2 separate regions of the Homo sapiens genome follow, and region 2 is linked to region 1. A link is a loop called in an ENCODE intact Hi-C map of the cell type or tissue named here. Cell type or tissue: breast epithelium. All regions are shown on one strand. Each heading gives the region's core, and the rest is flanking DNA. Links, peaks and the distances in the headings are about the cores only.

Region 1 (7,138 bases), core at 1,102-6,101:
TCTCTGTCTCCTCTCTCTGTCTCTGTCTAGCTGTCTCTATTTTTGTCTATGTATCTCTGTCTGTGTGTTCCTCTCTCTGTCTCCTCTCTCTGTCTCTCTCTCTGTCTCTGTCTAGCTGTCTCTATTTTTATCTCTGTGTCTCTGTCTTTCTGTTTCTGTCTCTGTCTCCATCTTTGTCTCTCTCCAGCTGTGTCTCCATCTCTGTCTCTCTCTGCCATGTGAGCACACAGTGAGAAGGTTGTCATCTGCCAGCCAGGAAGACAGTCATCACCAGAAACCAACCCTAAGGACACCTTGATTTGGACTTCCAGCCTCTAGTGCTGTGAGAAAATGAACCTCTGTCGTTCGAGCCGCCCAGCCTGTGGCATTTCATCATGGCAGCCTCCTGTTCCAGCTCAAAATCAAGCCAATCATTGCAATGTGTGCGTGGGGGTGGTGGGCGGCCTCAGTGAGCTTATTCAACAATTAGTCTGCCTCCCAGGCAGTCGTCTTTACAGTCATCCTCCAGACCCCACTGCCCTTGGACCCCACAAGCCATGCCCACAAATACTTCTCCATTCCTCTGCCTTATTTTCATTCAGGTTCTGCTCTCCGTAGATGACAGCAGCTCTCCTGAGACATCCACGGAAGTGTATGGCTTTGTTCAGGTGCAGTATTGGCAGTAATACTGTTCCCCACCAGGTGCACCACAGGCTGGGCCCACGCCAAGCCCTTTGTGTGCATATCATGCATATTTTCACGAGGGTTTTCTTTGCACCACTGAGAGAAAAGCTTCATTCGACAGACCTTGCACATTTGTATGCGAAGTCCAACTTCTACTGGACTTCTGCTGTTCTTCAAAGCACGCATACACCAGGATCATGCGCTTGGGTGCCCAGGACTTTTTATTTTATCCTCTCATAGATGAGGCTGAGAAGGCACCAGAAACTTGGGGGCCAGCCAGTGGCATGCTATGTTCTCAGTGAAGCTGTTCAAAAACAGTAATTACAGTGCTAGAAATAAATGTATTCATGCAAAATTAAGAAAATATACAGTTTTCCCCTTCCACATTCCCAACATTATAAACAGACACACCAATTGTCTTACGATATAAAAGTCAGAATTAGAAGTATATAAAGTAAATAAAGTAAAAATTCCAACTGCTGCATTCTAGAAACTCTTAGGATGCATGTTTTCAAAAGACAATCAAACACAATCACCAGGAAAAACCTTTGATCTGAGATATGCCACTTTTTTTTTTGGTCTCCAAAGTATACTATTTTCCTCTGATTATGTTAATTAAAGAAGATTACCTTTAATAACATAAAATAGAGATACTTTGGGTCCTATTAACTTGTATTTCAAGCTTGCCTCAAGCACTAAAGAGAAAAAATATCCTGTTTTTCTCATGAAGAGGCATATACAACTTCAGCCTCAAGAATACATTCAGTGTTTGCATTTTATGAAAACACACTTTGGACATGTGTACCATGGATGTGCGGGTATACTGATCTAAAGATGTATTAGTATGGTGTATGAGATCAAGTTTGAGAATATTGCCTTATCAATCAAGCAAAAGCATCTCTAAACCTTTAAATGCTTTCCTGTGGCACAACGCCACCAATGACTATCGTCTCCAAGTGTCTGCAGCACTGCTAACACCAGCCCCTCAAATCGCCTCCTGTTGTATAGCTCACAACATTCTTATTTAGGGTCTTGTTATACAGGTGTAACCTTGGGCTCACACCAGTGATATTGTTTGGGACAGGAGGTGACAGGGCTGACAGCCAGACTTGGGACAGACCTGGGCTTAGATCAATTGATTATTGTTCATGGGAATTTAAACAGTTGTTTTCCCATTTCAAATCTGTTTCCCCATTTGTAAGAAATTATCTCATACAAGTATTGTGAGCATTAAACAGAACAATGTCTGTGACATTGGCACATAGCAAGGCACATAGCAAATGCTTAATAATACCAGCCATTATTATCATTTTAGATTTTTCTGAAGTCACATGGAAGATACCCTATCCACTTAGAAACACAGTTTAAATGCCTTACCAGGGGATCAGCTCTGAGAAGGAAGATGGACTCTGGGGAATGAACTCTTGTCCATCAGGATAAAGCATTCTCAGTCAGGTGTCCAGCATGCCTAGTCAGGTGTGTGGCATACCTGGTCAGGTGTCTACCATACCTAGTTAGGTGTTTACCATACCTGGTCAGGTGTCTACCACACTGAGTTAAGTGTCTACCATACCTGATCAGGTGTCCAGCACATCTGGTCCTGTTTCCTTTAGGAGACCTTTTTTTTTTTTTTTTTTTTTTTTTTTTTTTTTGCAACAGAGTTTCGCTGTTATTACCCAGGCTAGAGTGCAATGGCATGATCTCAGCTCACTGCAACCTCCGCCTCCTGGGTTCAAGCATTTCTCCTGCCTCAGTCTCCCAAGTAGCTGGGATTACAGGTGCCCGCCACCATGCCCAGCTAATTTTTTTGTATTTTTAGTAGAGACGAGGTTTCATCATGTTGGCCAGGCTGGTCTTGAACTCCTGACCTCAGGTGATCCATCTGCCTTGGCCTTCCAAAGTGCTGGGATTACAGGCATGAGCCACTGCGCCTGATTGACATTTCATTTTTGAAGTAAACTTTCAGGCTGATATACCCAGTTTCCTTTTAGTAGTTGCATACAATCTATGAATTCAATAACAATTTTTTTCTTTAATCAGTTTTCTTGTTCCTCAACTCATTTTAAATTTCTAATAGTTGCATGTATGCATTTTTGCTCATTTAAAAGCAGAAGTGCACACTTAGCACCTTTGTTCACAGGCATGTTGTCCACAAGGAAACTTACTCTCACTAAACCCTGCTTTCTGATTTGTTGCTGGTTAGAGTCCCCTCAGGGTTTGCTTATTTGTCACCTGAGTTTTCACTTTTTTCACTAAGATATCTGATTATAATTATACCAACATGAATTCTCCTATTAACTAACAGGTGAATAAAACTTATTGAAAATATTTTAAATAATTTATTGAGCACCTACTGTGTGCCAGGCACTGCACCAAATCTAGTTACACTAAAATAAAAAATTAAAACTAAAAACCTCCAAGTCCTGTCTGGAAGAAATACCCGATTAATGTTGACTAAAATGAAGTGTTTGGATGGTCTGTTTTCACATGTTGCAGGACGCAGGGAAGGGCAAGGACTTTGGGGTGTTTTTCCCTGGCTACTTCTCTTCAGTAATATTTCCTTCTACATCTTTGTTTTTATTATACCTTAAGTTCTAGGGTACATGTGCACAACGTGCAGGTTTGTTACCTATGTATACATGTGCCATGTTGGTGTGCTGCACCCATTAACTCGTCATTTACATTAGGTATATCTCCTAATGATATCCCTCCCCCCTCCCCCCACCCCACTGAGGTAAGGCCAATTTGCACACTGAGATAAGGAGGGCAAACCTGACAGAAGGTGGGAGGCCCAAAGAGGAGCAGGAATGGAACGGTGAGATGTGCGCTGGGAGCTACAAGCTGCTTCAAATCTCTCTGTGGGAAGTGGGGGCTGGGAACTTCGCCAGGTCAGGGCTCGGAGCCTCACAAATCAGGCAACATCAGCCGTTCCCACGAGGGCTGCAGCTGCTTTCTAGAATGTGGAAAGACTTTCCTACTGGTTAGTAAATAGCAGCTGTCCCAGGGCCCCTACACTAACCCCACTTGCCCAACCACACACACTCCTCCCCTGGATCCCCATCTCCCCCAAACTCGGATTTTAAAAGGCTAACTCCCAGTCCGTCTGGGGACCCAGCCCATCTGCCCCAGCACGTGTCTGCTGTGATTGGTGAGTGTCCACGCTGTGGTGGTCCTTAGTCCTCTGCACGTGGCCTGCATGCCTGGGGCCAGCTCAGCTATGGGAGCTATGATTTTCCTGGGTTCTCTCGTGTATGATTGCGTTGAACTCTTGTAAAATGCCAACGCATGGCACAGAACAGCGATGAGTGGTTCAATTTTGTGCCTGAATGAACTGAGGCTGTGATATCCAGGGATCCTTCAAGCCCACTTTGTTTGTTGGAGGCAGACGGGGTCATGGACCCAGGCCCCATTCTTCTGTGTCAGGAGCTGAGGTTCTGAGTGGTGGGTGGGTGACGTGTGCCCGGGGTGCAGGCGGGTCATTTTTTACTGAGGAGCCTCTTTCGTTCCTCAAAGCCCAGCTCCAGAGCTCCTGCCCAGGCACTCTAGGGTTCACACATGGGGCCGGAGTCGGCGTCCAAGGGACACGGTGCTGTATTTTTTATTTTCTTCACTCTCCAGATGATGAACTATTTATTGTCACTTTCAATGAGTCATGACCATCTAAAGCTGGGCCAGACCGAAGTGAGACACCTAACCTCCCTCTTTTCCTCCTTTTTCTTTTCCAAAATCTATTCACGATCAGAGAAAAAAGCCTTTTGAGGAGGGGTTCATGGAGCAGAAATAAAACCTCTTGTCACAGCCAAGTGCTTAGGCCAAAAGTGATGTAAATTAGTACAAGCTTGGTCATTTGCAGACCGACTCCCAGACTCATTCTTCATCCCACTCTCCGCCCTGAGCTCCCATGTGGTAAAGCAGGCCGAGGCCCAGTCTCCTGACAGGTTTATGGGCTCCTGGTGCACTCTCACGCTCGGTCTTTCCAAGCACTGGTCTGGCTGTGTTCACAGCAAAGCCAGGGGCCGGATTCTTTTGAATATCAAGCCTGGGTTCTCTCGTGTACGATTGCGTTGAACCCTTCTCCTGAGATAGCACTGGCCACTGGAGGTTAAGGCCTGCTGGGAACCGGCCACATGATCCTGGCCCCTGCAGCCATGGCTGTGAGGCTACGGGGCGACCCTGGCAACCCCCACAGCTCCACTGCCTCTCATCTCGGGCTGTGTCTTATGCACAAAGCTTTCCATGCTTGCAGGGGAGCTGTGTGTGGGAAGTCCTGGGTTTTGTGATAGGGACCTGGTTATATTTATGGCCATTTTAAGGGTGCAAGATTAAGCAAGATTATAAAAGCCTAGATGTCACAGAACCTAGAGACTGTGAGAACCATCCTCTGCTTTACTGACATAAACATTGAGGTTCTCAAAAGACAAGGGGCTTCTCACAGCCACCGAGTCGGCACTGCAGCAAGAGCCGCTTCCTGGGAGTCAGCTTCCTGGTTTGAGGGCCTTGAGGCCCTCAATCAACTGCTTAATTGACACAGTCAAAATACAAGCAGTCAATCATGTAGTTATCTAGCTATCATCTATCTATCTATCTATCTTTTTAAACCTATTTCTGCTTATTTTTAATTGTAGTAAAATACGTATAACATTTACCATTTAGAAAATTTAATTTTAATTTAAAATTTTTGTAGAAGCAGGGTGTGTCTATGTTACCTAGGCTGGTCTCAAACTTCTGGCCTCAAGTGATCCTTCCACCTCGGCCTCCCAAAGCTCTGGGATTACAGGCATGAGCCATCACACCCGGCCAAATTTACCATTTTTAAGTGTGCAGCTCTGTGGCATTAGAGCCCTGTTGTGTAACCATCATCACCATCCACCTCCAGAGCCTTTTCATCGTCCCAGACTGATGCTCTGCCCCATTCAACACTCATTCCTGCTCCCCTCCCGTCAGCCCCTGGCAACAACTCTCCTACTTTCTGTCTCTATTTTAAGACAGCAGGGTAAAGACGTCTCTATTTTCTTCTTCTTTCTAAAGTTGTCCCCAGAGAATAAGAACAAAAGCCAGAAAGCAAACTCAAGCTTCCATGGAGCTCACAGCGTAACCATGGATTCTACAGTGCACGTGAAAGGGCGTGGAAGGAGGGAAGACCCAACCGGGGCATGGGACGGCTTGGAGAGCAGAGCAGCTCCCAGACACAGCGCCCAACTTGCCAAGACTCCTGAAGGGATGCCGCAGCCTCAGGCAGAATCCACGTGTCTTGCTTGGAGCAGGGTGTCTGATGCAAGGCTACTGTAGAAATGACCCAGGGTGTCACTGAAGGACAGGAGACGTTGCACAGAGAAAAGGAAACCCTGCACGTGTTGAGCACTTACCAGGTGTCAGGTGTTGTGCAGAGGCCGTGAGAGGTGACTTTAGCGAGCGACTCCTGCAGGAGGTGGCTGCCAGGGAAGCAAGGTGGGAGAGAGACTGGGGTTGAAGCAGGCACAGCCTCACGTTCTTTTAGCTGGGGAGAAATAATGACAACTAATGCATACAATGACAACTAATGCATAATGACAACTAATGCATGTTCTTTTAGCTGGGGAGAAATAATGACAACTAATGCATACAATGACAACTAATGCATAATGACAACTAATGCATGTTCTTTTAGCTGGGGAGACATAATGACAACTAATGCATACACACATGCATTCACACTCATACACACACCTGCATGTATACACACATGCACACAGGCTCTGAGTCACAAGGAGCTTCATTTTGAGCTGGGGAAATTCTGACCTAGTCTCTCCCCAATTTGTACCTTGGGTAAAATAGCTGATCCAGAAAAGACTCAATTTATTGAGATAATTTAATGAGAAATGAAAAAAGCATGGGCTTTATTAAAAATACTGTAAGTCTCTTAAAGCATGTGAGACCCAGGGGATGCAGGACTGGTGAAGCCATCCTAAAGAGATTTCTAGAAGATGACTCTAGAACAAACTTGGATGTCTCCAAACAGATGGAGACACAGATAAAAAGTGAGCCGTGAGCACTGAAGACATTTAATGTAGGAATAAGACTAAAGCTCCTATAGGATTATGGTAAATGAGAGGATATTATAATGACAAATGTTATAAATAAGATGCTATGAAATAACACAGAAATGGAAGTGAGAGGGAGGGAGGCATGGTTGGAGGTGATATAAATATGCGGTGTTCTCTTCTTGTCTAGTCTCAGTTTAAAAATAATGTATAGGCCGGGCGCAGTGGTTCATGCCTGTAATCACAGCACTTTGGGAGGCCGAGGTGGGCAGATCACGAGGTCAAGAGATCGAGACCATCCTGGCCAAGATGGTGAAACCCTGTGTCTACTAAAAATATAAAAATTAGCTGGGCGTGGTGGCGGGCACCTACAGTTCCAGCTACTCGGGAGGCTGAGGCAGGATAATCGCTCGAACCCAGGAGGCAGAGGTTGCAGTGAGCCGAGAATGAGCCAC
Region 2 (6,222 bases), core at 1,082-6,081, 49 kb after region 1:
TGTGTTTTTAAAAATGTAACTATAGACCAGCGTGGTGGCTCACGCCTGTAATCACAGCACTTTGGGAGGCCGAGGTGGGCGGATCACAAGGTCAGGAGATCGAGACCATCCTGGCTAACACGGTGAAACCCCGTCTCTACTAAAAAAAAATACAAAAAAATTAGCCGGGAGTGGTGGTGGGTGCCTGTAGTCCCAGCTACTTGGGAGGCTGAGGCAGGAGAATAGCATGAACCCGAGAAGCAGAGCTTGCAGTGAGCCAAGATGGTGCCACTGCACTCGAGCCTGGGCTACAGAATGAGACTCTGTCTCAAAAAAAAAAAAAAAATCGAACTATAGAAGTCTTCCTAGAAAATGGAAAATGACAAGAGAGTGTACTTTATCCTGGTGTGAAGTCCCTAAGATTTTAATGGAGTCCTAGAGACCCCATGTTATCGAGTGCTAGCGAAATGGCTGTGCTCTTAGCCAAGACAAAACGGACCGACTGGATCCCAAGCTATGTAGCTGGGTTAGCAAGAGGCTCAGATAGCGTCCTTCACTGACTGCCTGCAGAATGATGTGATTTTTTAGCAACCAGGTGTCAGAAATCATGGGGGATTCTTACACAAGCGGTGGGTGTGTCCCCTCTCACCCCAGCCCTGGGGTCGCCCAGAGCGGGGAAGCAGGGAGCATTTCCACCTGGGTCTTTCCTCTCTTATTAGGTTTTCAACAGCGTCATCAGCTCTTGGGAGGGGGGAAGAGAGAGCGTGTCCATTTTAGGTCCTTCCAGAAAGACCTGAGTGGCGCTATCGTGCTTCGGCAATGTGTTTCTTTTGACACTTCCTTGCTGTGCCCTGCAAACCTTGAGTGTGTTTTCGGAGATGATTCTTTAGAGACCTTGTCTCTAAAAAAGAGAGAGAAATGAAACCATCCAAGTTCATAATGCTGTGTTGAAGAGAAAATCACGAGGTGCTGTACGGGTGTGTAACAAGTTCTAATCTGTACTGGGATGTCTGAGAAAATGCCATTTAAACAGACACCTGGAGGGAGGGTGGACGGCTGGCCCAGGGGGTCCCAGTAGCTGAAAGCAGTGTAACTACAGGCCTTAAGGAAGGGGCATGGCACACCCAAAAAGCACAACACCCCCACTTTAGGATGGCAACACCACTGCTCCGGGACTTGGCATTTCTGTGACTAAACTCCGGCTCAGCAGAATGCAGTGGAAGGGGTTGAATTTGGAGATGTGGTCTGGGCACAGTGAGGCCTCATGCGCCTGAGAGCAGACTGCAGAGGGCCATGCTTGTGGGAAGTGAGGCAGGCCCCAGGGCACTAGGGGACATGGTCAGCCTTGTCTGCTCCGCCCCCGCGACACTCCCCCTTGAGGAGGAATGGCCGTCAGTGAGAACCGGCTCCTAGTCCTGGTACAGAAATTAACCACGTATGCCGTCTGGGGCCAGGGAAAATCTAACAAAAGCTTACACAGTTCCCTGCACCATGCTAAGTACCTCCTACACAGGATCCTATTTAATTTTCACAACCACTTAGACGAGGCGGTTACTTTTACCATCCCTATTCCCTATTTTCTATAGGAAAGCTGGGTCTGGAGAGCCTGAGACCTCCGGTCTTGTGAGCCCTCCCATTCAGCATGAAGCAGGGCCGGGTCTGGAAGCCAAGTCCACCTCGAACCCCATGCTCTTGGCCAGATGGTTCTTGAGGTCCCTTTTGGCTTGTTTTGGTTCAATTCCAAATTAGAGCCCGCCCCGCTGGTGTCTCTCTTGGTGAGAGTTATTTCAGTGCTGTGGGTGTTTTTCAGGCAGCCTGGTAAAGTGACCTATGTCTGTCTTCCTGGTTCTCCATCCAAACCTAAACAAGGGGACGGAGGTCTCTCCTAAAGATTGGCAGGAAAGCAAAACTCCTCAGAGAGGCCTGAACTCAAAAGTGCTATTCTTTTTAAACAAAGGTTGGACAAACTCACAGTGCACATTTAAAAAGGTTAAATCTGATATAGCCGGAGCAATATTTGTTTAACTACACTAAGTGAAAGATGATTTGGCTGAGGGACCAGGGAGAGACCTTTTATTTGATCTGATTTTACATAAACATTTCTGCACACAGAGGCTCCTGGACCTTATCATAACCATCATTGGATGTCCGCTCAGGGGATCCTTCATCTTCTCTCCAAATGTCATTTCTTAGATGCTGACTCCAGAGCCCCTGGTGATAACTCAAGTTTATTCCTTATCAGATGCACCCAGCTGTAGACACAATACCTGGAGACTGGCTTAGGTAGATTTTTTTTTTTCTCCAACAAAAGTTTGCAGACGGAAAGACGTGTATGAAAATGCTCTGCAGTGGAGGGGCTATCGAGAGATGATTTTTAATCGTCTAAAGCGAAGAGCAGCACTTGGAAGAAGGCGTCTCTCTTGCACATTTCCCTTTGCACTGGCTGCATGGGAAGCCACAGGACTAGTGATGTCGAGAAACTCACCTTCAGCAAGTGTGAAACTCGTATGTGCTCTAAGGGACCTGAGGAAATGAACATTTCTTCAAATAAACCATAACTCAACGGATCAGAATGATCCATTAGCCTGATTTTTGCCTGCTTGTTGCATATTTAGGAAGCAGAGCTCAACCTCAGGGAAAACAGGTCGTGTTAGGGGCTGCTGTAAGAAATCATGTCGAATGTATTTCCCCAGGTTGGTGTTTATGGTGTAGACTCCCGCTCCACATGTAATTTAAAGGTTGATGAGATTTATATTGGGAATGACAAGGCAAGGTACTGGATCATCTGAAATCATTAAAGGGATGTTGGTGTGGGCTCACTGACTTCTGTTTATGGAGACAAGGAATAAGGAAACAAGCTCATATTTTATATAAAGAATTTCACAAGCCAATGGGAACAATTCAGTAATGCTTCTTTAGCCAAGGCGCTATGACTTGAATACCCGGCTCTATTAAGCTTATAAGAAATCAAAGTTCAGGAGAGAAGTTAGAGCTTTGCTGCACCACACAACTCTGGAAGCTCCTGGAATATTTTCTTAGAAGAAGGAGAAGGAAGAGGAGGAAGAGGCAAAGCAAAACTAAAGTACAGTCGGTAGCCTTTGCAGTGCAGGAGCCCACAGTTGTGATGTGCAGATCTGGCTTCTCCAGGGGCGGGGCTCAGGCACTTATGAATGAATTGGCTTAGAAGCCTCTACTGTGAGGTTCTGGGTCTGTTTATCAAACCCATGCCGGAAACGTCGGAGTTGTTAATAGCTTTGGAGTGAGACATACCAGGGTTCAAACCTTAATTACATCAGCTGCTAGCTGGGTAACCTTGGCAAGTTACCTAAACTAAGCTGGGTAACCTTGGCAAGTTGTCTAAATGAAGCTGACCTCTGTCAACCTAAATAACAAAGAAGGAAACTATCTAAAGGACAATGGTGTTTATTCGGGCGTAGGCATTAAGATGGGCATGTGTGTGCCATGGTAAACTAATTGCTTATCCAGAGAAGTAAAAAGAGATAATTTTTTTTAAGAAAATGAGGATTGCAGAATTGTTTTGAGATAATTATCCTGGGCCACAAGGATCAATAACAAGGGTGATGCCTGTCTGAGGCTGGACAGGCAGTTGCTGGCAGATGTCCTGGCAGAAGTGGTTTTTTGTGAAAAGTTGCAATGCCTCACTCATGAGAGCCCTCCCTCCATGGCCTTCCCCAGCGTGTCAGGGTTTTAACACAGGGAACTCCATTTGGATTCTGAAAATTTTCCCTCATGAGGTTGCATGAGGACTAAACGCAACAGTGGGTATGAAGGGCTTGGCATAGTACCTGGCTCGTGTGAATTACTGGTTAGAGAAGAGATGTAGGAAGTCAAATAGGGTAAGTAAAAGAGGACTTGTTGAAGACTACTGGATTCTTTGTAGTATGAATTCTTCTTTCTCCAACTTTGTAGCTTGGGACTTCTGTCTTGGCAAGTACAACACTTTGCAATCCTCCTCACAGCTAGGAAGGGCACAGGACTAAATTCTGACCAATGGACAGGACTGCCTTAAAGGAGAGCGTAAAAGCTGCCCCCTGCTCGTCCTCCTGGCTGCTGTGCGGAAGTGCTGGCTGGCACCTGGGCAGCCATTTTTTACCATGAGGCAGAGCAGTGAGTGAGATGAAATGAAGGAGTCTGGGACCCTGATGCCCGGGAAGCCATCACCCCAGCCCAGCCCTACCACCTCCAGTCTCGTAGCTGTGTGGGGGAGATACCCTTCAATCTCCTATAAGTCATGGATTTTTCCTGTTTGTTACATTCAACCCAGCAAAATTCTAGCTGATATTCAAGATCCCCGAATTAGGTAGTTCAGCTGAGCTCAGGAACTGGAAGAGCTGACGTAAGTGGTGAGGTGGAGGTGGCCTCAGGAAGAGGTGGAGCTGATGATGGACACCCTAGGAGAGGAGACACTGTGAGTTTCTCTTCCTGTCCAGATGAACTCACTCCTGATGCACTGGCCATCTTGTTTTCTGAAAACTTCTTTCTCTTTGGTCCTATTTTAGACTCAGAGCAGTTTGGGAGGCAACTGGTTTTATTTGCACAGTTATCACCTGTTCCAATGAAGAAGAAACACAAAGATGTGCTTCTGTGATTTGAAAGTTTATCCAGGATTCAGGCTTTTTAGGAGTCTATGAGGGTATTGCTTGGCTGAAATTCTCCACATTGCCACTGGTTACTTATTATCGTTTCATCCACATCAGTGCTTCTCAAACTGCTGAGCATTAGTGTCACCTGGGGAGCTTTAAAACATTCTGAAGCCCAGCCCATACCCCAGACCGGTTAGATCACAAGTGGAGAAGCTGGGGCCCCAGCATTGGCAGTTGTTAAAGCTCCCTGGGTGGACCCACCGTGCGGAAGGTGGGAGAAGCAGCAAACGCAATTCTTAGTCTCTAAGTGTGGTCCCCAGGCCGGCAGCAGTGAGAGTTTGTTGGAAACACAGACTCTCAGGAGCTACTGAATCGGAATGTTGTGTCTTCCACAAGCTCCCAGGCCGTGTGCTTCGGTGCCAGGAAGATCAGGCTGCAGGGGGCGTTGCGCTGGTTCCTGGTGAGTGCCATGCCCTTCACGGACTCCCCTAACTCCCCACCTGCCAGCGTTTCTTTCTGTTTGTCTTTCAGGTTGGTTCCTTCACCACATGGATGTTGCTTGGTCCTGCTGGCCATTTAATTCTGCTGCCTTTCAGGGAGCAGAGTGCGACTTTTGCCTTCCTTTTGCCACTTGCCAATCATTTTTTCTTCTTCTCCTTCCTGTTTTGCAAATTGTGGCCACCACACACGACCCAGAAATGACTCCTGGGCAGTGCCACCGCCTCCTCCTGACCCACTCATCTAACAGCTTCCTCTGGCTGCTGGTATTGTTAGGAACAGCCACCCTGGGCCTCCAGCAGGGCCCTCACAAAGTGTTCTGTTTAGGGAATCACTGAACAACAACAGGATATCGTCCTGGCCTTTCTCAGAACCTTCTCTTTGTTTCGTGTTTCAGCCCTTCCTCTACAAACCTGTTCCCAGCAGAGCCAACCCGTAAAGTCAAGTTCTCCACAAAAAGGCAGAGTCAGTTTTCTGATGGAATGTAATTGAAACAGACCTAAGTTAATGACATACAGCATATTTCTTTCGGGCTGTGTTGATACCAGCAGCAATTCCCTGAGCAGAAGGAAGTTCCTACCTGCCACCACAGCCTGCTGCTTGCCGGCCACACGGCTGGCACCATCCCCTCCGCAGGGTCATTCGCAGCTGCCCGTGGTCACACACTCAGCAAAGTCCTGAAAGCCTCAGCGCACTGGGGTCAGCTGGCCATGGGGGTGTGTGGGAGGTGCCACAGCAAGCCCCTCCTGACCCTAGGCGTCCCTCCTTCTGACAGCAGAGGAAAGGAGAGCCTTGGGCTGGTTTCAGGGCTGGGTGCAGCCTGGGCTACACATATTTTTGAGAGGAGATTTGGGGGCACAGCTGGGGACTCCTTAAGCCACCATCTCTCTCCTTTGTGAGCCTGAGTACATGGAAGACCCTACCGACTACAGCTCACCTTTCGGATTAGGGGTTATTTACTTCCAGGTCATTATTTTTAAACTTTTCAAATTAGAATATAATACTTGGTATAGATTTCAAAAATCAAACTTCATAGAATTAAAAGTGAAAAGTCATCATCCATTTCATTCCGTTTCTTGATTTTTTTTTTTTGGTCCCAGTGTAACCATCGCAAGTATTCATTCATGCACTCAACAGTATT

Evidence for each region. Hi-C counts contacts between places; a loop is a spot of excess contacts. Peaks named below come from ENCODE experiments on the same cell type or tissue, not always from the same donor. Only the 100,000 strongest peaks of a DNase experiment are listed, where the experiment ranks them.
Region 2: it touches region 1 in a loop (6-fold over the local background); 1 of 110 quality-filtered maps calls a loop at or near these places.

The regions. Positions count from the first base shown.
Region 1 is chr10:3,209,772-3,216,909 of GRCh38, forward strand. No RefSeq gene overlaps it. Among named protein-coding and RNA genes, the nearest start is that of PITRM1, 41 kb to the left of the region's middle. RefSeq lists enhancers at 4,297-4,797, 4,798-5,298. In breast epithelium, for the core only: no CTCF peak of the experiment used is centred there; a DNase peak (open chromatin) is centred at 3,584.
Region 2 is chr10:3,258,927-3,265,148 of GRCh38, forward strand. No RefSeq gene overlaps it. Among named protein-coding and RNA genes, the nearest start is that of LINC02668, 4.5 kb to the left of the region's middle. RefSeq lists a silencer at 3,922-4,087. In breast epithelium, for the core only: no CTCF peak of the experiment used is centred there; no DNase peak of the experiment used is centred there; H3K27ac peaks cover 2,126 bases.